Regions from separate parts of the Homo sapiens genome. Here all the other regions are linked to region 3. The links are chromatin loops, found by intact Hi-C in ENCODE. Cell type or tissue: heart right ventricle. All regions are shown on one strand.

The links. Peaks named below come from ENCODE experiments on the same cell type or tissue, not always from the same donor. Only the 100,000 strongest peaks of a DNase experiment are listed, where the experiment ranks them.
Region 1: it touches region 3 in a loop (3-fold over the local background); 25 of 110 quality-filtered maps call a loop at or near these places.
Region 2: a loop joins it to region 3, with 2.8 times the contacts of the local background. A loop is called at or near these places in 16 of 110 quality-filtered maps.

The regions. Positions count from the first base shown.
Region 1 is chr12:71,896,090-71,904,089 of GRCh38, reverse strand. It overlaps TBC1D15 (TBC1 domain family member 15), which reads right to left. Exons shown (of 17, transcript NM_001146213.3): 9 at 7,310-7,413; 10 at 6,149-6,243. Among named protein-coding and RNA genes, the nearest start is that of TPH2, 39 kb to the left of the region's middle. RefSeq lists a silencer at 3,707-4,001. In heart right ventricle, a CTCF peak has its summit at 3,790 (motif pointing right); no DNase peak of the experiment used is centred here; H3K27ac peaks cover 558 bases.
Region 2 is chr12:71,934,276-71,942,275 of GRCh38, reverse strand. It overlaps TPH2 (tryptophan hydroxylase 2), which reads right to left and starts at 3,431. Exons shown (of 11, transcript NM_173353.4): 1 at 3,185-3,431; 2 at 543-692. The coding sequence starts at 3,289. RefSeq lists a silencer at 3,266-3,565. In heart right ventricle, a CTCF peak has its summit at 3,306 (motif pointing right); a DNase peak (open chromatin) is centred at 3,409; H3K27me3 peaks cover 2,905 bases.
Region 3 is chr12:71,777,181-71,785,180 of GRCh38, reverse strand. RAB21 (RAB21, member RAS oncogene family) reads right to left here. Exons shown (of 7, transcript NM_014999.4): 5 at 3,096-3,150; 6 at 2,523-2,611. Among named protein-coding and RNA genes, the nearest start is that of RAB21, 26 kb to the right of the region's middle. In heart right ventricle, CTCF peaks have their summits at 4,566 and 4,768 (motif pointing left); a DNase peak (open chromatin) is centred at 4,770; H3K27ac peaks cover 1,181 bases.

The DNA of each region.
Region 1 (8,000 bases), 120 kb before region 3:
AAAGTGCCCCAGGGCTCAGTTCTTTTTTTGTAACTGTACTACTCCCTTGGCAATTTAATCTATTTTTTTTCCTCCCAAGTTGTATTTTAGTTTCAAGGGGTACATTGCCAAGTTTGTTACACAGGTAAATGGTGTGTCATGGGGGTTTGGTGTACAGATAGCTTTGCCGCTCAGGTAATGAGCATAACACCCAATATGTAGTTTTTCAATCCTCACCCTCCTACCACCCTTCACTCTCAAACAGCCCCAGTGTCTACTGTTTCCTTTTTTGTGTCCACGTGTGCTTAATGTTTATCTCCTACTTGTAGTGAGAACATGTGGTATTGGTTTTCTGCATTAATTCACTTAGGAGTATGGCCTCCAGTTCCATCTATGTTGCTGCAAAGGCTACGATCTCTTTATTATGGCTGCATAGCATTCTATGGTGCATATGTATATTTTCTTTATCCAGTCCACCACTGATGGGCATCTAGGCTGATTTCATGTCTTCTCTGTTGTCAAATAGTGCTGCTATGAACATACATGTGCATTTACCTTTGTGGTAGAACGATTTATACCCCTTTGGACATATATCCAGTAATGGGATTGCTGGGTCGAATGGTAGTTCTGTTTTAAGTTCTTTGGGAAATTTCTAGACTGCTTTTCACAGTGGCTGAATTAATTTACTTTCCCACCAGCACTGTATAAGCATTCCCTTTTCTCTAAAACCTCACCAGCATCTGTTATTTTTTGACTTTTTAGTAACAGCCATCATGACTAGTAGGAGATGGTATCTCATTGTTGTTTTGAATTGTATTGCCATAATGACTAGTAATATTGAGCACTTTTTCATATGTTGGTTGGCAGTGTTTATGTCTTCTTTTAAGACGTGTCTGCAGCCAGGCATGGTAACTCACACCTGTAATGCCAGCACTTTGGGAGGCCAAGGCAGGTGAATCACAAGGCCACGAGTTCAAGACCAGCCTGGCCAAGATGGTAAAATCCTGTCTCTTCTAAAAAAAAATTCTAAAATTAGCCTGCCGTGGTGGTGGGCACCTGTAATCCCAGCTACCCGGGAGGCTGACGCAGAGAATTGCTTGAACCCGGGAGGCAGGGGTTGCAGTGAGCCGAGATTGCACTGCTGCACTCCAGCCTGGGCAACAGAGCGAGACTCCGTCTCAAAAAAAAAAGTCTGCTCATGTCCTTTGCCCATTTTTTAATGGGGTTGTTTTTGCTTGTTGATTTGAGTTCCTTACAGATTCTGGGTATTAGACCTTTGAAGGATGCATACTTTGCAAATGTTTTCCCCATTCTGTAGCTTGTCTGTTTACCCTGTTGATTGATAGTTTCTTTTGCTGTACACAAGCTCTTTAATTAGGTCCCACTTGTCAATTTCTGTTTTGGTTGTAATTGCTTTTGGAGTCTTCTTCATGAAGTCTTTGCCTGGGTCGATATCCTCAATGGTATTTCCTAGATTTTCTTCTAGGGTCTTTATAGTTTCAGGTTTTACATTTAAGTTTTTAATCCATCTTGACTGATTTTTGTATATGGTGAAAGGTAGGGGTCCAGTTTAATACCTCTGCATATAGCTAGCCAGTTATCCCAGGAACATTTATTGAATAGGGAGTCATTTCCCTGTGGCTTGTTTTTGTCAGCTCTGTCGAAGATCAGATGGCTGTAGATGTGTGGCTTTATTTTTGGGTTCTCTAACATGTTTCGTTGCTTTATGTGCCTGTTTTTCGTCCCAGGACTATGCTGTTTTAGTTACTATACCCTTGCAGTATAGTTTGAAGTCAGGTAGTATGACGCCTCCAACTTTCTTCATTTTGCATTAAGATTGCTTTGGCTATTTGGGCTCTTTTTTGGTTGCATATGAATTTTTTTCTAATTCTGTGAAAAATGTCATTGGTAGTTTGACAGGAATAGCACTGAATCTATAAATAGCTTTGGGCAGTACGGCCATTTTAAACAATATTCTTTCAATCCATGGTATGGAATGTTTTTCTATTTGTTTGTGTTATCTCTGATTCCCTTCAGCAGTGTTTTGTAATTCTCATTGCAGAGTTCTTTCACCTCCCTGGTTAGCTGTATTTCTAGGTATTTTATTATTTTTGTGCCTACTGTGAATGGGATCACATCCTTCATTTGGCTCTCGGCTTGGACGTTGTTGGTGTATACCAATGCTACTGATTTTTGCACATCGATTTTGTATACTGAAACTTTACTGAAGTTGTTTATCAGATCTAGGAGCCTTTGGGCAGAGACTATGGGGTTTTCTAGGTATAGTGTCATATTGCCTGTGAAGAGAGGGTGACTTCCTCTCTTCCTATCTGGATGCCTTTTATTTCTTTCTCTTGCCTGATTATAGTACCATGCTGAATAAAAGTGTCAGAGTGGGTATCCTTGTCTTGTTCTGGTTCTCAAGGGGAATGCTTCCAGCTTTTGCCTGTTTGGTATGATGTTGGCTGTGGGTCTGTGATAGATGGCTCTTATTATTTTGAGGTTATGTACCTTTGATGCCTACTTTTTGAGGTAATCTAGTTTCATAATTCATGGTTTTATGTAATCTCATACTATCTATGTTGATGACCCCTAAATTTATCTCCAGTCCCATGAATTCCAGCCCCATATATCCACATTCAACTCAACATATTAACTTACAGACATTCAATATAGGCATCTCAAAATTAAAGTCTAAAACTGAATTCTAAATATTCCCTTCCAGACTTTCTTCTCTAACAGTTTTTCCCATCTTAGTAAAAAACAAAAACAAAAAAAACAGCAATATTGGCTGGGCACAGTGGCTCATATTTATAATCCCAATGCTTTGCAACACTGAGATGGGAGAATTGCTTGAGGCCAGGAGTTGGAGACCAGCCTGGGAAACATAGTGAGACCCTATTTGTACAAAAAAATTTAAAAATTAGCCGGGTGTGATGGTGCGTGCATGCAGCCCCAGCTACTTGGGAGGCTGAGGCTGGAGTATCCTTTGAGCCCAGCTGCAGTGAATTATGATTGTGCCACTGCACTCCAGCCTGGGTGACAAGCAAGAATCTGTCTCTTGAAAGACAAAAAACCCAGCAATATCCATATGCCATATTCTCTTCCCTTTATATCAAGCAGTTGCTCTTCCTCTCTTCCCATCTGGATGCCCATTATTTCTTTCTCTTGCCTGATTGCTCTGGCTAGGGCTTCCAATACTACACTGAACAGGAGTGGTAAGAGAACCCCCTCCCTTTTTCAAGTTTCTATTCAAATATCACTTTCCTACTAAAAGCTGTCTCTGCTTGCCCAAGTTAAAATGGCAACATTGCACACAAACATCCTAACCCTTTTCCTTGCCTTATTTTTCTATTTGGCATGTATCACTAACATACCACATATGTTACTTACTTAACTTGTTTACTGTCTGTTCTTCCACAGGAATGAAAACTCCTTTAGGGCAAGAATTTTGCCTGTTTTGTGCAGTGATGAATCCCTAATGCCTAGAGGAGAGCCTAGTACATAATAGGCACTAAGTAATAACTTATTGAAAGAATGAATGAGTGTATGAATGCTTGAAATAATCAATTTGGTTTTCAGAAATATCCCTTGGTGATTTAAACCCATTTATGCCAGAGGTTGCGAATTTTTGTGTGTGAAAAATCAGACCTTGGAGATGACCTTGAGCAGCAGGATACAAATAACTCCCACAAGCTTAGTGTTCCAATAATGGAACACTAGGCATAAATGGGTTAATGTGTTGCCAAAGTTAAAAACCACTGCTTTAAAAACTGGGATTCCTGAGCCTTCTTAACTGTCTCTTTTTCCACTAGGTGGCACATGTTTCCATGGATATTTATACTGATAATACCCAAACTTCTATCTCCTGCCAGACTAGTCCAGACTATTCAACTACCTACTTGACATTCCATTTGTATATTTCACCTTAAGGTATATATACCTTAACACTTAATTCAATTTCACCATACCCCATTTCTCATCTCCATAAGGGGTATCACTAACTGCCCGTTTTCTAGTCAGAAACTGAGTCCTATTTTTTATTTCTCTTTCCCCTTCACACCCCATATTTCATATATCAGAAAGTCTTATCAACTCTATCACCAAAATATAACTTGAATCCACCTACTTTTTTTGGTTTTGTTTTGTTTTGAGAAGGGGTCTCGCTCTGTCACCCAGGCCGGAGTGTAGTGGCACAATCGCAGCTCACTGTGGCCTCAACCCCATAGGCTCAAGTGATCCTCCCACCTCAGCCTCCCAAATACTGGGATTACAGGTGTGAGCCACCATGGCCGGGCTCACCTACTTCTTTTTACCTCCTCTACTACCATTTATTGCCTGAACTTATGCTTTCCACTAACTGGTCTCCCTATTCCTACTCTTACTTTGATTGAATTTCCACAAAGCAGTAAAAATGATTTTAAAATATAAATAAAATACTCTTCCTTAAAATGCTCCAATAGAGTCTCATCATACTTAAAGTAAAATCCAACTTATTGGCATGTATGCAAGACCTAAAGCTTACTGCGTAGTTTTGCTTTTAATAAAAGTAAATTTATACCACCCAAAAAGCTTTTGATGAGCATTCTCAAAATACATTTGGGAAAAAGCATTATAGAAAAAGAATGCTTTAAAACTAACTTATTTTATGCACTTCTACTGGCAGAAAGCATGGTATAGCTGAAAGGCCACTCAAAATTAGATCTGAGTATGAATGAGTCTGAACTATAAAACTAACGAGATAGATGGCTTAAGACAACTGACTAACCTTTCTGGGCTTCAACTTTATCTGCTAAAAATGAACAAAGTAGGCTACAGTATGTCTCAATTCAAATTACATTATGGGGACTTTAAATATCTAAATTTTCCTACCAGTCTCCTGGAAAGGATCAGAAAAGGACATGAAAGGTTGAGAATATCAGAGACATCAACATTGATCCTTGATATAAAGGGAAGAGGATATGGCATGCAGAAAGAAGAGGCTTAAAATACAGGTTTAGTTGACCTCTAACTTCCCTTCCAGTTCGAATATTTTATGCTCAAGCAGGAGTAAAACACCAGAATCCCTTATTGTTTTTCCTACTGAAACTGAAAATATCAAGAAGCTTCAGTTAGAAACTTTAGATTAAACTCCAAAACTCAGGACTCCCAAACTTTCGCCTTAATCAGAGAAAGGACAAAGTTTATTCTGGTATAATTTACATTTCAGAAAAATAAATTCTTTTTGGATCAAAAGTATCACTGCCAAAAAGATCTTGTTTTCATGTCCACAAACGGTACCAAATCAGCCTGTTACGTTGGGCTTTCTAAATATAATTTAAAAAATTATTTCTTTCATGGGAGGGTGTTAACAGCAGTAACAAATCCCTCTATCATTCTTTATGAAACCACGGATATACAAATCCAGATACAATATAGGAATTTCAAAACTAAGTTCCAGTACTATCCAATGCTATCCTAAAATTACAGAGACAGTGTAATAAGAACATTAAACTGGGACATGTGTGACCTTGGACAGGTCATTTATGTTCTCCATGCTTCAGTTTCTCATTTGTAAATGGAGATTATGAAATGCAACTAATGCTTTAATGATAAAATTCTATCAAGCATCTCTGTGTTTTAGAGAATAGTTATCCCCAGGTAAATATTCTATTTTCAAATACTAAATTTTATATCTGGAGTCATTTATTTAATTTTAAAAATGAAATATATGTATATTTAAAGAAGTTCTGAAGGGATATAAACCAATACCTATTAACCATAATTATCTCTGGGTGACAGAAACAAAAATAATTTCTATTTACCTCTTTTTGCTCATCTACAGTTAATTTTTCTACAATAAACAGACTTTCATAATAAAAAAGAAAATAAAGTTTTTTAAAAATGAAATTAATTCAAAAAGCAAATAAAGGTAAACAATCTTTTTAGAAATTCATACTTTGGAACTGAAAATTAAATATATCAACACTTATAAATAAACTTACTGAATTAATATGCCTATTGGAAGAGGAACAACAAAGAACATTAAACACACACTGCAATGTACTTTCCTATTCTGATTTCTCTTTTGAGCCCTAGTGCTATTACCATGTATCTTCACTTCTTTACTCTTATCAAGATTTCAATGTAATCCCCCCTTGCATTTCCAAAGTTGTTAAGAAAAAATTACCGATAAGACTTCTATAATCTCTTAACCTCGAATTTCTTTTCTCTTGTTCCTGGCTGATGGATTTCCACTGCAGTTTCATTCTGAAGTATTCATCACTATAGAAAACAATTTGACATCAAAGAAAGCTATTTGAAAACTTTATTTTTAACACTGTTTAATTGGGTTTTTCTATAAACAGTATATCAAAGCATTTATGATGCTAGTGGAATGTAAGTTTATAAAAACAATAGCAAAACGTTTAAAGTTATGATAAATAAGTGAAAACAAAAGAAAAAAATAACCGATAAATATCACAAAGTTTATGTGATAAACTTTGTTCAACTACTAGAATAATTTTAGGTATTCTTTTACAAAAACATTTATCTCATCCTTAAAATCATGTCTAAAAGTATTCTAGTCATGAAATATTTTAACCACTAAAGTTTCCAAATAATTGTAAATACAAATCTAAGTGACTTTTTTTTTAAAAAATGTGACATTATAGTTCCATTTCCAAGCAGTTTATTGCAGAAACTAGTTAATGTAAAAATGTCTTAGAAGAACTGGTAAACAAGCTGAAAAGAGAAGACTGTCAGATAACTTAAATATGCACATAATGACTGAAAATAGCTTTAAATCAAAGGCTAGACTGACAACTGAGAACAAGAAGTTGTACCTGGAAAGTTGGTCTGTGTTTCCTTTCAAGTCTGAGGAATAACTTAAAATAGAAATACTCTTCCAAAAAGAATGAAGGATCCATTATAAGAGTATCAGAAAAGTAACTTAAAGGTAATTAATCTAAATAGCAAATATATTTCTTATGAGCCATTTATAATTTCATAATGAATTATAAAAATGAATCAAGATGAATGAGAGATGTTTTTAAGTGTATGTCTACGTAGTTATCTTTCAAGTATGCAAAAGGCTTGTACAAGGCTTATATAAGGGAATATGTTTATCTTCTTTTTACATATTCACAAAAATAAATGCAAAAAGGTGCTTCTAGTAAGTTTCTGATTTAAAATAATTAGAATGCTCATAATTTTTAAGTTAAAACATAAAAATGAAGTTGTTTTTCCATTCCCCAGTCTATTCCAAATCCTCATCTAGAAACCCTATACTAATTTGTATGAGTGGGTTACTTGAATCTCTTTGATAAATGTACGAAAGACCATTACTTACGTTTTTTGCTTTTGTAATTGGGTTCTTTCCTCCTTGGTACTGTCCCAGGGAAAATAACCCAGAAGAAATTTCCATGCTTGCTTTCTCAATGCATGACTAAGTCCCTGAAGAAAGCATACATATTAAATACATGAATGAAAAAGAATGTAATACTGTAAGTTCACAAAACTTGCATATAAAAAGGAAAACTAATCTTTAAGAGGTAGTTTCATATATGTAAATAGTTCAATTCAGTGAATATCATCTTGTTTTTTACTTCTAGATCCAAAAGATGTAAGCAGCTGCCAGAAAGTTTAAACAGTGCACAGAATACAGTAGACTACAGAATACAGTAGACTACAGCAGACAGACAGTGTGACTGGTGAGTCTAAGCCCAATCTTACAGAATAAGGCAAATGCCACTGGAATGCAGGCCTCCTTCACAAAACCCACAGAACTTCAAGTACGGAAGAATTCTTCCCCCAGAGTTAAGGGTCTACCCAACCCCCAGGAACATCATAAGCACCTCACTCTGTCCTACTCAATCCAGGAATTTTAAGGCATCATTCATCAAAGAAATAACAGAGTTCATTCCTCCCTACTTCCCCCACCAAAAAAAAAAAAAACCAACAACAAAAAAAAACACACCAAAACAGTAACGATAACAACAAAACCCCTAAATACTAGGAGTTTATAAGACAAGCCATATTAG
Region 2 (8,000 bases), 160 kb before region 3:
ACATTTCTATAAGATAAGGGAAGAGCTACCCCAACAATATATAATATAAGGAGAGTGACTCATCTTCGCAAAAAGATACATTAAGACACATAAACAATGAGACTTAGGGGAATACCGTGTGCCTATATTCATGTATCTCAGTTTTTCATAATAAACATGCTCCTAGGACATGTGTAAATTCAAATTTGAACAAATCAAATCAAGTTGCAGGCTCTTGCTACTTAAGATACCCTGTTTGGCTCTTGTGTTTTCATTTTCAGGTGTGAAGCTCACGTTTTTGAAGTACTGACCTCCTAACCTGGCAATAGTCTTCAGAGTTCCTAACCAGCTAACTCTGCATTAATAAGCCACAGCTTAGGCAATTCTGCTTATTTCATTGCTTGACAGACAACTCCCCTTTTAAAGCCTCACGAAGTTTGGTTCCTTTGAATCTTTCACCACATTATCCAGAAATTGATTCAGTAATGTTTCATAGCAGATAACAGGTTTGTACCCAGGCACACGGTCACTTTTAAAATTATGTAATGATATTTCACATTCACCTGAAAGAGCCTCAGTGCTTTTACCAATCCACCAACTTCATTCTTCAAGGAGAAAACAACTGCTGTCTTGCCACTTTCGGTAGCAGCTTCACGTTTGCTGCTTCCCTTGTTGCCTTTGTCGTCATTTTTGCCAGAGTTAGGTTTATTTAGCTTCAGGAATGTCGAAGCATAATAAAACAAAATATTAGTTAGGGTTCCAGAATCCTCCGTAATTAGATTTTTCCCATACATGTCATTCATAAGCTGGAAGCTCCACCAATCATACAAACTTAAGGTGAAGTTGCCGTGTCACTCATAACTTTCAGTCATAAATATTGGTCTAATTTATTCTGAGACACTATTTTCCAATGGTCTAAGACATCATCTAGTGGTTGAAATTAAAAGGGGATCAGATTTGCTTCACTTTAATAGCAACAAAAACCTGACTGTCGTAACGCCTGCAATATCATATATGAAAAATTCCTGCCTTTCTAGGATTATTTTACAGCACAAAATTTGATCTCTTAGCCTCGTTGAATCCTATGGAAACTATATTAATTACTAACCATATTAAAAATAAGATCAAACATATTTTTGAAAATAATTTTAGTTTCAATTAAATTTTAAAAACAAAATATCGATTTCATTCCAAAATATGTCAGCACATGCCCAGAAATTAATGGGTAGTATTACTTTCTTCAGTTAGATCCACATTGTCAATGTGAATCTGCCTGCAAAAGTTCAGCACAGACACATGTATAACTAACTCTAAGGCCATCTGTGTCAGAAGATAATATTTGAGAAGTGACTATTAAAATTCAGTGACAAATAAAAGGAAAAAAGGAGAAAGGCAGGAAGGAAGAAACCTGGCCAGCTAATTATTAGGGGCAAACAGTAAAAATCTGAGAAACTGAAAAAGATTAACACTTCATTAGCCACTTAAGATTTTATATTGCCTGATGAAGTAATGTCTATTAATCCTGCTGGCTAAAGAAAAAAATGACAGATTCCAGTAACTCAGGTCACATTGCCAGAAATGCAGAATAAAAAGCTGGAAACTTTATTTAGGAATAGAATGGGAGGAAACAAAACAAAAACAACAAGCTGGAAACTTTCATTTGACAGACAATGCAAAATTATGTGGTCTGTTTTATATTCTTTATATGCAAATACAGCATTGGGCAGACATAGAAGTAACTCCTGGCAAATGGTGATTTAATACAATCGTACCAATCTACTACATCCTCATGAAACTGAGAAATGTAGGTTTGCTTTGGGACCCAGTGAATAGTTATCTGCCATTGTCTTCTTCTGATTTCTCTACTGGCTTTATTTTCACACATCAGTATTGCCTTACTCACTAGATTTATATATAATAGAGATGGAGATTTTATTATTTATGACTTGAGGGAGGGAAGAAGTTTATGCAGACATTGACATTTGACAGTATGTTTAGTCATTAAAAGCTCAAATGTCTCAGTGTTCTTAACATCTGCCTCCTCCTCACCACACAACACACAGATCTTGCATACAGAAGTAGCATTTTTTATATAAAAGGGTCATACATTAACCATTACCCTGAGCTTACTTTGTTTTCCTTCTAGCAGTTAATTATGACTTCAAAACTCTTCATTGTAATATCTCATCCAAATATTCATGATATTTAAATGTTAAAAAATCTATTTACATTTTGGCCTCATTTTTGCAAATTGATTTAAATAATTCTACAGAAGTTGCCATGTTTACTTTTCAACATTTTTATCAGTAATAATATGTCAGTCCAACGCAGCCCTCTGGCACATATTTGGAGCTACGAAATTAAAACAGATGATTCTATGATACAGACTGAATTGGATTTGGTTGATAAACTCTGATAGTACAGTAATAAAATACCATTTAATATTTTTAATGACTAGGACCTGGATACATTTTTATTTCGTGGTTTTTATTAAATCCCATGACTACTACCTGAAAGCAGGATCTAAAATCCTGCAAATACTGCTTTTTTATCCTGTAGATATTATAAACATAAAACTCCCTTAAATACTATAGCAAGTGGTGTATTGCTTTCATTATTCCATCAAGTAAACTGAAAAAAATTGAGCAATGTGAAACACAGAAAAACTTTTGAAAGGAATCCAATCTTTCTTTTATTCCAATAACCTGCACCCATAACTAAGAAGAGAAAATAATAGTTCTATGTTTAAAGACCAGGCTTTGTAAACTGAAGGGGGTGTAGGAGACACAATGATCTTCTGAAAACCGTGGAAATTTATTTAATTTGTTCTCCCTACTCCTCCTCCTCATAATAAACGGCTTTTCAAAATTCTTCACACTCCATTTTTTTTTTTTTTTTTTTGGCTGTAGATTTAAGACATTGATTCATACAATCTCTCATTCTTAATGTTCAGGAACTTCTTAACTCTCTACTTACAAACTTTGCGGAAAAAAAGTTGAGCACGCAGTGATTGGCACACTCGCTTTACTTATGGAGAGAAGAGGAAGACTGGAGGCAGACAGGAGGAAAGCAGGGTAGACAGATTATAAAGAAGGAGAAATTTGAGGTGTGCGTGCTTACACTACAAAAGGGATTCATATGGTGAGGAGAAGATGGTCACACCCTAAAAAATAATTCTCCATAGTGCCAGGTACGTAGTACTCACTGTTGAGCTGCCAAGTAGCTGATGCTCTTCGGGCACTGCTGAATCCAGGGAAAACCCTCTCCGTGCCCAGTATTTACTGGAAAACATCATCATTGCTGGCTGCATGGATCCCGGTGTAATATTCTTTCTCTGCAGCAGGGGGTACTAGAGGGGCAGTAGCAGCGCTGGCGGAGATTGAGAGGAAGGGGCGTGCGATCAGCTGCCTGCTTGGGGCGCTGTCCAGAACCCTGGTGCTGAAGAGCAATGCGAATCCTCCCATCCCCGGGCTCCTTTATATGAATGACTGGAGACTGATGCAAGACTGATTAGAAAGAAACTCATTTCTGGTTGCCGATGGCCACAGTCAGATTACAGACCTGAAGCCTGGGGTTATCTGTGCTCATAGTGTGATTTGTTTCATAGGTCGAGTAGCTTTTTGGGCGGGGGTGGTGGAGAACAATACATAAGGGGGTGTTATTTGTACAAGAAACCATCTATCCTCTGACGTTAGTTCTCTCATCTCTCAAGCCTGCCACTGGCAAGTTAACCTCAGTCTTTAAGCAATTGTGAATTCAAAGATTTTGTGCTTTCTTTCCAAAATTAGAAAAATAATTTAAGAAAGATCAGCACTGCTGAATGCTTAAACCATTTTACGGATTTTTTAATTTTTAATTTTTATGGATAACTAATAGTTGTACACATTTATAAGGCACATGTGATATTTTGACACAAGCGTACAATGTGTAATGATCAAATAAGGTAATCAAGATATCCATTGCCTCAAGCATTTATCATTTCTTTTTGTGTTAGAAACATTCCAATTCCACTCTTCCAGTTATTTTAAAATACAAAAGAAAATAAATTATTGTGCTCCCGAACACTAGATCTTATCCCTCCCATCAGCATATTTTTTTTACTCATTGACCAACTCCATTTTATGTTAATAAGCTTTTTCTGACTTGACATATTCTAATTTTGTGCATGCAAATGTGTGAGTGTATATATGTGTAATGGCTTTCATAAAAGGGCTTCTTCTTAATCCTGTGATGCCTCTATGCAGAGTTATATGGAGGAAAATGTATTGCAAAGGAAAGGTAAGGGTTCAATTTAGCCACATGTAGATTACATATAGCTCAGATACTAATCCTGGAATCTTCCTTACTAAATGAGAAATAAAAGGAAACTAGATTCCCATATATCAGCCATTCATTTTAATACTCTTGTGGTTTTTCTCTCTACTGGAAATCATGGAAATTTAATCTTTGACATGACCCTTTCATATAAAAAGTGCTACTTAAATATACGAGATCTGTGCGTTATGTGGTGAGGAGAAAGCAGAGGTTAAGAGTACTATGACATTTGAGCTTTTAATGACTAAACATACTGTCAAATATCAATGTCAACTAGATCAAATCCAGCAACTTGACATGCATAGATTAATCAATATTCTTACTATTCAAACCTTAGAAAGTCATAAAATTCACCAGGCCACAGGAAAATGTTACCAATCTCCTGAAGAATGAAAAACTCTTGACCAAATGTGCTTGTTTGACTGAAAATCTAAACAAAATCTGGTGCTGGCACTGCTTGTCTATATAGAAAAAAAATTTCAAAACAAGTCGGGATGAACTAATATTGACTGAAGTTTAATTGTTTCTGGAGTCTTGAAGAGACATAATTATTAATTGATCTAATTCTGAAAATATTATTTGGCTTACATTTTCTGTAAGGGTCAGCTCTAATCAGCTAATAGGAGAAGCAAGTTTAAATAAGGCAAATGAACTAATGACAATAATAGTAGCTAATGTTACTGAGATGTAATGAAAGAACCAGAGATGTGAAGGGATAAAATCCACTAGATAGTGTCCCTGCTTGGATGTGGAAATGAGGGAAAAAAAGATATTAAAAGTAATTTATTTATAATATATATTTAGAATATTAAAGATTTAACTACTTTTGCTCACCCTGGAAACCCTATTAAAACAAGATAAAAAATTCCTTTTCAAGGTACACAAGAGTCGCATAAGTTGGAAAACAATGGCAACAAAAAATTAGCAGCTTGAAAGAAGAAAAAACTGATCAAAGGCTTTGCAGTCATGGGAAAGCTGAACCTTAAGCTATCAATGAAGAAGACTTAGAAGCAACGCACTTTACATGACAGAATACCCTAAAGGCTCAAATACCTCTGGAATTGAAGGTAGATGAGACTGAAAAAGAGTGGTTCAAAGTGTGAGAAGCAGTTAGACAAATCAAAACTTATAACAAAGTTACAATAATCAAGACAGTGTGGTACTAAGGACAGATATATAGGTAAATGAAATAGAATTGAGTGTCCAGAAATAAACCCTTACATGTAGAGGGAATTGATTTTCAACAAACGTGCCAAGACAATTCAATGGGGAAAGAATGATCTTTTGAACAAACTGTCCCGGGACAACTTTGGATATCCACATGCAAAATAATGAAGATGGACTTCTATTTCACATTGCACACAAAAATTAACTCAAAATGAATCACAAACACACATGTAAGAACTAAAATTAAAATTCTTAGAAGAAAGGATAGGAGTAAATGTTTTTGACTTTGGATTAGGCCATTGTTTCTTAGATAGGACACCAAAAACATAAGTACCTAAAGAAAAAAATAAGATTTCATCAAAATTAAAAACTTCTGTGCTTCAGAGGACACCCTCAGAAAAGTGAAAAGACAACCCACAATGTGGGAGGAAATATTTATAAATCATATATCTCATAGGAAACAGTATCCAGAATAAAAAATTCCTACAACTCAGCAATTAAAAAAACAGACCAATTTTTAATTGGGAAACAAAATTTATTTGAGACAGCTGGCTTTGTTACCCACAGTGGAGTGCAGTGGCACAATCATAGTTCTTGGCAGCCTCAACCTCCTGGGCTCAAGTGATCCTCCTGCCTCAGCGTCCCAAGCATCTGGGACTACAAGCACAGGCCATCACACCCAGCTAATTTTTTGTTGCTGTTGTAAAGGCAGGGTCTTGCTATCATGCTCTGGCTGGGCAAAAAAAAATTAATAGACATTTCTCCAAAGAAGATATGGCCAGTGCAAACAGGAAAAGGTGCTCTACATCAATAGTCATTAGGGAAATGCAAATCAAAAAACACAGTATGACTTCTGACCGACTAGGATGGCTAAAATAAAAAAGACAGACAATAACAAATGTTGGTAAAGAAGCAGAAAATGTGGAACACTCACACATTGCTGGTGGTATTATAAAATGGTACAGTCACTTTGGGAAACAGTTTGGTGGTTTCTCAAAATGCAAAACATAAAGTTACTGTATGACTCAACAATTTCACTCCTAGCTATGTGTAAAATGGTGTAGTCACTTTGAAAAAACGTTTGGCGGTTCCTCACAAAGGTAAAACTAGAGTTACTACATGATTCAGCAATTCCACCCTTAGGTATACACCGAAGAAAAATGAAAATATACATCCACACAAAAACTGTACATGAATGTTCATAGCAGCATTATTCATAATAGCCAAAAATAGAAACAACTCAAATACTATCACCTAATGAAAAAAACAAAAAATGATACATGATAAATAAAATGTTATTTAGCAATATAAGGAAATAATGTACTGATACATGTTACAATATGGGTGAACCTTGAAAATATTATGCTAAGTGAAAGACGCCAGTCACAAAAGACCATGCATGTATTGCAAGATTTTGTTTATATGAAATGTCTAGAAGATGTAAAAAGAGATCGTTTTAAAAAGAGAGAGAGACACACACAGAAAGTAGATTAGTGGCTGCCAGGGACTGGAAAAAAAGAAGAGGTGGGGAATAGCTGCTAAAAGGTACAAGGTTTCTGTATGAAAATGAATTTTTATACAGAATTTATCACTAATAAAATTCATACAGAATTCATCACTAATAAAATTAAATATTAGTGATATTTACACAACTTTGTGAATATACTAAAAACCACAAAATTGTACACTTTAAGGGAGGGAATCTTTTGGCATATATATCATATCTCGATAAAGCTGTTATCTTATTTTTAAAAAGGAGTTAAAATTCCATATTCCCCTTGACTAAATAGCCAAGCCACCTCCTCTTTTGCCCCCAGGTAGAAAATTGAAGGTTATTCTCTGGAAAGGGTAAAACAAAGGGCCTCTGTACTTAGGAGCATCAGGCATAGTTGAGAATACGGGTACCATTCTGATTAAATGAATGTATTGAGGTAGTGAGACTCATGATATCATGACATGGAGACTCCCAAACCTCAGAAGTCTGACAGCCAGGCATTTATTCTCCAGCCAAATAAAGACAAAAAATATCTTTGGAGAATCTGGCAAAGGCAAGATCTTAAAACACACTGAAAGCTCAGATAATATTGAAAGCTCTGAACAAAATAATGCAAACAGATTACCCTGTAGGTAAGCTCACATTTGACAAGCCTCAATTTAAATATTTGGTAGAGAGTGTGGGGTTAGATTAGTGACAACTGTATATAAAATCAGCCAGTAAAAAACCTTGATAAGAATTAACTCCCCAAGAAAAATGAAAATTAGGGCTGAAGGGGAGCATGTCTCATTTGGGGATTACAGTTACGAAGTCATAACATAAGCACTAAATATTGACCTAACCAATATTATATCAATTATATTAGAAGACAGACAGATAAGAAAGTGTGTATGTGAATAATAGGGGCTGTGGGGAGAGGGTAAACAGCTAAATTCTTGTCTTCCAAGATGAAAAATCAATGGTTAATGCCTAGAGCTGAAAATCAAAGTAGTAGCAGCATACACATATTACAGCATTGGGACATATGGAAGTAAATACCACAAGC
Region 3 (8,000 bases):
AAGTAATATTTAGGGGGCAGGATTTATTCTTCAACTAGAAATGTAATACTTTTAAGTAAATGATTCTTTTTATTTTAGTTTTGAGAGACAGGGTCTCGCTTTGATACCCAGGCTGGATGTGCAGTGGTGTGATCATCACTTACTCACTGCAGCCCCTAACTCCTGGGCTCAGTTGATCCTCCTGCCTCAGTCCCTGAGTAGCTGGAATTACAGGTATGCAACACCATGCCTGGCTGAGTTTTTTTTTTTTGCTAGAGATGGGGGTCTCACTATGTTGCCCAGGCTGGTCTCAAACTCCTGGGCTCAAGTGATCCTATGGCCTTGGCCTCATAAAGCACTGGGCTTATAGGTGTGAGCCACTGTCCCTGACCACAGCGATATTTGAAGAATAATGGAGTTTAAGATGAGGGAACTTCGAAGAACACAGCAGAAAGACTCACACCACCTGATTGCAAGAACTAGTATAAAGCTACACTAATCAAAACAGTGAGACAATGATAGGAGAAATAGATCAGTGGAACCAAAAAAACACAGTCCAGAAATAGACCCCGTAGATATGGTCTCTTGATTTTTGACATGGTTGCCAAGGTTATTCAATGAAGAAAGAATATTTTCAAAAAACAGTAGTATTAATAGAACTGGACATCTATTGTAAAAAAAAAAAATCAACCTTAACCCACACCTTAACATCTTATGCAAAAAACAACGAAAAATGAATTATACACTTAAATGTAAGACATGAAACAAAATTTCCAGAAGAAAACACAGGAGAAAAATCTTCATAGGAGAAAATTTTTGTGACTTTGGCTTACACAAAGAGTTCTCATGTAAGACATAAAACATGAATCATAAAAGAAAAATAGATAAACTGGACCTCACTGAAACTTAAAACTGCACTTTAAGAGACACAGGTAAGAAAAATGGGAATACACAACACAGACTGAGAGAAAGTATTTACAAAACACGTATTTGAGAAGATGAAGGAAGAAAAGAGGGTGTCCTTAAAATACAAAAGGGCTCTTAAATTAGAGACTGCTCTTGATTAATGGTTTACAATTTGAGGTATGTGGGACAATCCAACAAGAGGAAATAAGAAAACATTATAAATTCTATATCTACTTATTTTTAACTTTCCAAAATTTCTATTTTTTAGGTATGTTTTAAAATGTACATATTAGTACTTGTACATGTTATATAATTTCTAAATAAACATGTGGAGCATGCAAAAATTGTTTTGAAGATGTGATATTTATAACATTTGTAAGCCACTGACTTAGTGCATTGTTATTTAAAAGCATTATCAGAAGGAAGGAAGGGAGGGAGGGAGGGAGGTAAGGAAGGAGGATATCCTGATGACTAGCATCACCACCACTTGGGTGCTTGTAGAAATGAGGACCTCAATCTATCCCACACCTATTAAATCAAAATATGCATTTAATAAGATCCCCAAGTTGTTATGTACAGCATTGGCTCTTATATTTTAGTGTGCATTGGAATCATATGAAGCGTTTGTTAAAACACAGATTCTGGGCACCATCCCTAGAAATTCTGATTCGGCAGGCTTGGAGAGCCCAAGAATTTGCATTTCTGACATATTTTCAAGTGATATTGATGCTGCTGATCAGGGGACATCACTTACATAATCAATATTTTAGAAGAATTATGAATGACTTGAGGGTTTTATAAAACTAATTTATTCCAAAATGTGTGTGTGTGTGTACACACACACACACATATCAATATTCTTTTCTAGAGAGAAAAACCATGATTTCATCAAATTCTCAAAAGAGTCTAAAGTCCATAAACTCAGATATGCATTTTATTGGTAATATAAGAAATGATTTTCAGAATATATATAAATTTATTTTCCTTTTTCTTTAAAACTATAAACTTTTTAATATGGAAAATTTCAAACATAAAGTAGAAAATACAGCATAATGAAAATCCATCACCCAATTTCATGAATAACCCTAAGCATCCCTACCATTATTTTGAGTCAAATCTCAGACCCATAACTTTATTCCTAAATTATTTTAATGTGTCTTTAAAAGATAAGAACTCCTTTTATAAAGCATAACCACAATACCATAATCACACCTAAAAAATTAATAGTATCTTAATATCATCAAATATCTTGTTTCACAAACACTCTTTTTCACTAGTTTGACAAATCAGTGTCCAAATAAGGTCCATTCATTGCAAGAGGTTGTTACAGGTCTTAAATCTGTTTTAATATGTAAATTCCCCTTCCACTTTTAATACTTATGCATATATTATAATATATATTTAGCCCACACCATACTTATGATTTCATAACCATTAATTACTGCTTGAAACAGGGTTAAAGTAGGTATTTAAGCATTAAAAAAAATAGTTACAGCACTTCAGAAATACTACCAATAGTCAATAGTTTAAAAAGAACCAATTCTTTGAAAAGTAACACTGGTGTAAAATACATACTATTTTTTAAAAAATAAAAACCAAAAACCATTTCTAAACAAACTAAATCTGAATATACCTACTTTTACAAAGGTCAAGAAAGAGTTCCTCAATTCCTTTGTTCTGTTTGGCTGAAGTATGATAATGTTTTGCTCCCACAGATTCTGCATACCTTAAAAAAAAGTAACATCGGTGATTGATGTAAAATATTATTCATGATTTTGTCTTAACTGCTTTTTTATAGTAACAGTTTTAGTGACATATTAATTTACTCAAGTTTAGTGAAATTAAGTTTATATAGCTATTTAAATTCTCTATACATTAAATCAAATTTTAAATAACACAAATATAACAAGCCTCGAAATTTTTATAGATTAATTTGGGACTCAAATACTTCAAAAGTTTTTCTGGCTTACTGCCTATTTGATCATGATAGTTTTGTTTTATATCACTCGTATTTTTCACTGAAGTCAAAAAGGGAAGTAAGGGCTTTATTGCCACAAGCCCAGAAATTACCATGTAAACATGCTTCACTGAATCCAACACCTCAATCCATGCTAAGAGATTTGAGTAATACCTAAATGGTAAAGCAAAACGTATAAAGAGGAAGATTTCTACTAGGGAGTGATGGGGAATGGGAGGGTCACAGTACTTACGACTCTGCTTCTTGAATGGAAACATGTCTCTCCTTTTCCAAGTCTATTTTATTACCTATTTTGAAAAAAGTAAATATTTATCTTTATACTGATTTATTTTCATAACAAAATTAAGCCAATTCTAAATATAAAATTGCCATTTTAATTACCAGCAAAAATAATGCAAATCCCCACCAGACTTCTAATGTCTTGAAATTATAAAGTTAAGCCTTGTGATCTGAGGGTTGATCATGCCTCATCCTCCTTCAAATGACTCAATTCATACCTTTCCTGAATCTGCAGCCTCTGACAAAGAAAACAACTTTTCCAAAGAGACAGGCACTCTTTTTTGATTTTGGGGGATACCAGAGACCTAGAGATAAACCTATGATTCTTAGGCAAGTGTAAATGATCAAAAGTAAGAGCAAAATTTTCTACAGTTCCCATTAACTTAGAGCCGGTCAATAAGTATGGCTATCTTAGTGTTTACTAAAATATATTAATCTAGCCTCTTGGATCCTACAAGTATTTTGGTTTCCTGGATGATATAAACCAGTTAAAGTAAAAATTAAAGTGTACAGATTTTTAAGTACTCCACAATCATAAGGGGAAAAACTGTATTCTCTTTTTTTTTTTTTTTGACGGAGTCTCGCTCTGTCACCCAGGCTGGAGTGCAGTGGCGCCATCTCGGCTCACTGCAAGCTCCGCCTCCCGGGTTCACGCCATTCTCCTGCCTCAGCCTCCTGAGTAGCTGGGACTACAGGTGCCTGCCACCACGCCTGGCTAATTTTTTGTATTTTTAGTAGAGATGGGGTTTCACTGTGTTAGCCAGGATGGTCTCGAACTCCTGACCTCGTGATCCGCCTGCCTCGGCCTCCCAAAGTGCTAGGATTACAGGCTTGAGCCACCGCGCCCGGCCGGAAAAACTGTATTCTTTGTTTAAAAAACAATTTTAGTGAGTTATTAAAACTTAATATATGTATATCATGCAGATTTAAATTATAAGTTTAGCTCTCCTTAAACAACAGAACCAAGCTGGGATTATACTTTTAAAAAAAGCCATCAGAACAAAAATGAAGAAACTGCAAAATACTGATTCCTTGAACTTAAGATGAGTTGGCTGGACACCCAGAGTGCTAAAGGTAATAAAAACAGTAGATAACGATAAGGAAAAATACCCTATGGAAGGACACTTCAAACAAACATTTTTATTCTTCTACTATGGCTTTTAGGGAGAAAAGAGAAATCTTATAAATAAGGTTACTTTTTTTCTTGGAACCATATAGATTCTAGGAGACAATTTCAGATAAATTTCAGATAAGGCATTGAAATAAGCACCCAATAAAAGATAAAATGTTTAGCACTGAGGTGGACAAGTCCAAAGGTTCTATATACTGAGGACCTCGAATAATCTGAGAACCTAGTTGCTGGCAACTGCAAGAAACTATCTGCCACCATAGCCTAAGAATCAGAGAGAGGGAAGCAGACAACACTAAAGCTCAGTGGATACCAACAAATTCAGTAACAAACTCTTCCTTCTTTGAACAGCTATCTACCACAGCAAGAAGTTTCATATTAGTTCTAACTTCCTACATTATATTTGTCATTGGAAATTTTAATTAGCTAAATATGACAATGTCTGACAGTAACCAGAGGAAAAACCGTCGTGTTATTCTGTAAAGAATGCAAAAAGCACCACCTGGTGGCCAGTGGCTCCAACAAACAGGAAAAAGATTCTGCCTCACAAAGGCAAAATAAGATAGTCTCCTACTAAAAGTAGCAATATTAATTTTGCTTCAATTACCTAAAACCCTATGGAATTTTTTTCTAGGTATTTAATGGCTCATGTTCCAAATTCCATCAATATCATCAATACCTATAAAAAGAGTGAAGAGAGGAAAAGCAGGCAATCACCTTACTGCCTCAAATGAACATTTAGGAGAAATAATTCAGACACTGCTTTATTATTTGATAATATTTTAAATGACTAATTTTAATAAATCAGGCCATTAATAAATAGCTATCTTAATAACCTATTATTTTAAACTTAAAATATTTTAAATCTAAATAACTATTATTTCTTTGAATAATCAGTGTTCACAATGGATTGACAGCACAGAATACATTGCAGAAACCTGACTGGCTAGTGACTGACCTCTTTCCAAAGCTCAAAAACCCTTTTAGTTTCTATATTTTTTCAAAAGCAAGACAGCTAAGGAGTAAGGCTTTGAGACTCATATCTGCTTCAATACTACTGTGCAGCTACATACGGAACTTTCTGATAGGCTTAAAACACCTGAAAACAAGGACAATAACCAAAGCAAGCACCTACTTAAAAGTATAGTACTATAAAGAATTAAAAACATAAACAAATAGGCTGACACTATTGGAAAGGGAGGGAAAAAGCTACCCTCTAAGTTAAGCAGATCTTCCTTAAAAATACATATTTGAATTAAGAACATAGAAGGGGCATGTCCACTGCTAAGGGCAAATGGCCTAATGATATAGAACTAGAATCATATTATGCTTAGACTGAATGGTTGTGGGGCACAGTGGAAAGAAGCTTTCAGAAAGCTTTTAAATGTGATAAAACTTGTTTTTAAGTCCTTGCTTACTCCATAACTGTAATTTTTTTTTTGTTTTACCTTTTTTTGAGACAGGGTCTTGCTCTGTCACTCAGGTTGGAATGCAGTGGCGTGAACACGGCTCTCTGCAGCCTCCACCTCCCGGGCTCAAGCGATTCTCCTGCCTCAGCCCCGAGTGGGACTACAGGCACACACCACCGCATCTGGCTAATTTTTGTATTTTTTTGTAGAGATGGGGTTTTGCCATGTTGCTAGGCTGGTCTCAAACTCCTGGACTCAAGCAGTCTGCCCACCTTGGTCTCCCTAAATGCTCGGATTAAAGGCCAGAGTCACCACGCCTGGCCATAACTGTAATATTTTGGACAAATTAGTTAACCTCTGTTAGTCTCACTGTACGCATGTGTCGCTAACAAACCTTGCAGGGTTGATGTGAAAATAAGATATATGTAAAAGGCCTAGCATATACTATATGCTCAATAAGGAACAGTTATTAATATTAATGACATTCATCACAGTGAATGATCAAATGGAAAGTCAATATTGTTGTAAGACAATTAAAGTCCATGACAGGTAATACAAACTTACTCCTGACCTCAAATGATCCGCCTGCTTCAGCCTCCCAAAGTGCTGGGATTACAGGGGTGAGCCACCACGCCTTGCAGGTAACGCACTCTACCATCATCCTACTGGCTTCATCTAGCTAACTTAGTTTATCCAACACTTGGTCTAGGAAATGTTCCCTTATCTCCCCCTTGCACCCCAAATCTAGTTTGTTTGCTTTTGTGCTCTCATAGCACTCCATTCTGCATTTCCCTTCCATAGCATTTATTATAACATATAATAGTAGCTTGTTTTCCTCTCTTTTTCCACACAAGAGACTCTGGGAGGACAAGAACCGTATCTATTTTGTTTACTTATTCACTACACTATTCCCAAAGCCTGGCACATAGTAAGCAATGAAGTGTTTATTAAGGATATGGGCTTGAAGTGGCAGGCAGATCTGAGTTAAAATCCCAGGTCTACTTCTAACAAACTATGTGACTTTGGGAAGTTTCAAGGTCTCTAAGCACATTTTTTCATCTGTAAAATGAAATGGTCTTCCCCTCAGCATTGTCAGGAGGCTTAAATGAAGTAAAAAATGTGTACTTAAAACAGTGCCTGGCACTCAGTAAATGGTGACTACGATTAATAATAAATATTTGTTCAAGAAACATACAAATATTAAGGATAGACTAGATGCAGAATACTATCAACCACAGCCAAGGGTGCCTATCAATGGATTAATGACAACCTAGAGGAAAAAGTCTCTGCTATTGAAACATGTGGTTCTCTATTACTGGTTAGCACATGGATATCAGGGACTTAGATAAGGATCTAGGAGGTTAAGTATTCAATTTACACATGAAAATGCTAGTAGACTGTATATCAAACATAAAGATTCAAAAACATGACAAACTGAAATTTCTACTTAGCTTTAAATAGTTACATGAGAACAAGCTGGGAAACATCTGGCTGAATAGCAATACTTATAAAAAAGGACTTGAGATTTTAGATAACTATAACCTATGTAAAAGAGACTAGTTGACATGTCTGCTAAAAAATTTAAGCAATCTCAGGCAATCCTGATAGAAGGCCAGTGTGAGGAGAGAGACAGGGTCTATAAGAACATACTAGCTCAACAACATTTGGATTCTATGGTTTATTTCCAAGTGTGGGAGACATACTGACACAATAAAATAAACCTAGGAGAGAAAATGATCAGGATGATCAGAATGTCTGGAAGGTAGGCCACATAAAAAAACAGCTGATCTAGAGAATTTAAGACTTAAAGTGAGCCGTTTAAGTAGTCTTCAAATGCTTGAAAGGTTATCTTATGTAAAGAGAAAAGAATGAATTCTTGTCAAATGTTTACCTCTATGCCAAGTATTTTTCAAATCATTATATAATCTTCATCATAACCCTGAGAAGTAGTAGTATTATTTCAAAGTTACTAATAAAACAGAAGAGAGAATAAACACTGAACTACTACAACAGAGAATAAAAATCAAGAAGTGGGAAAAACAATGCAAATGTCCATCAATAGCAAAACAGATAAACTGTGGAGTATTCATAGATTAAAGTATTAGACAGCAATCAGAATAAAATGAACAACTATATACAACATAAAGGAATCGTAGGCACATAATGTAAAGTCAAAAAAGCCAGACCCAAAAAGAGTTAATATTATATGATTCCATTTATATAAAATTCAAAACAAAACTAATTCATGCAGTAAAAAGGATAGTGACGGGGGTGGGGAATGGTGAGGGGAAAACAACTGTGAGTGTTGGGATGAAAAAGC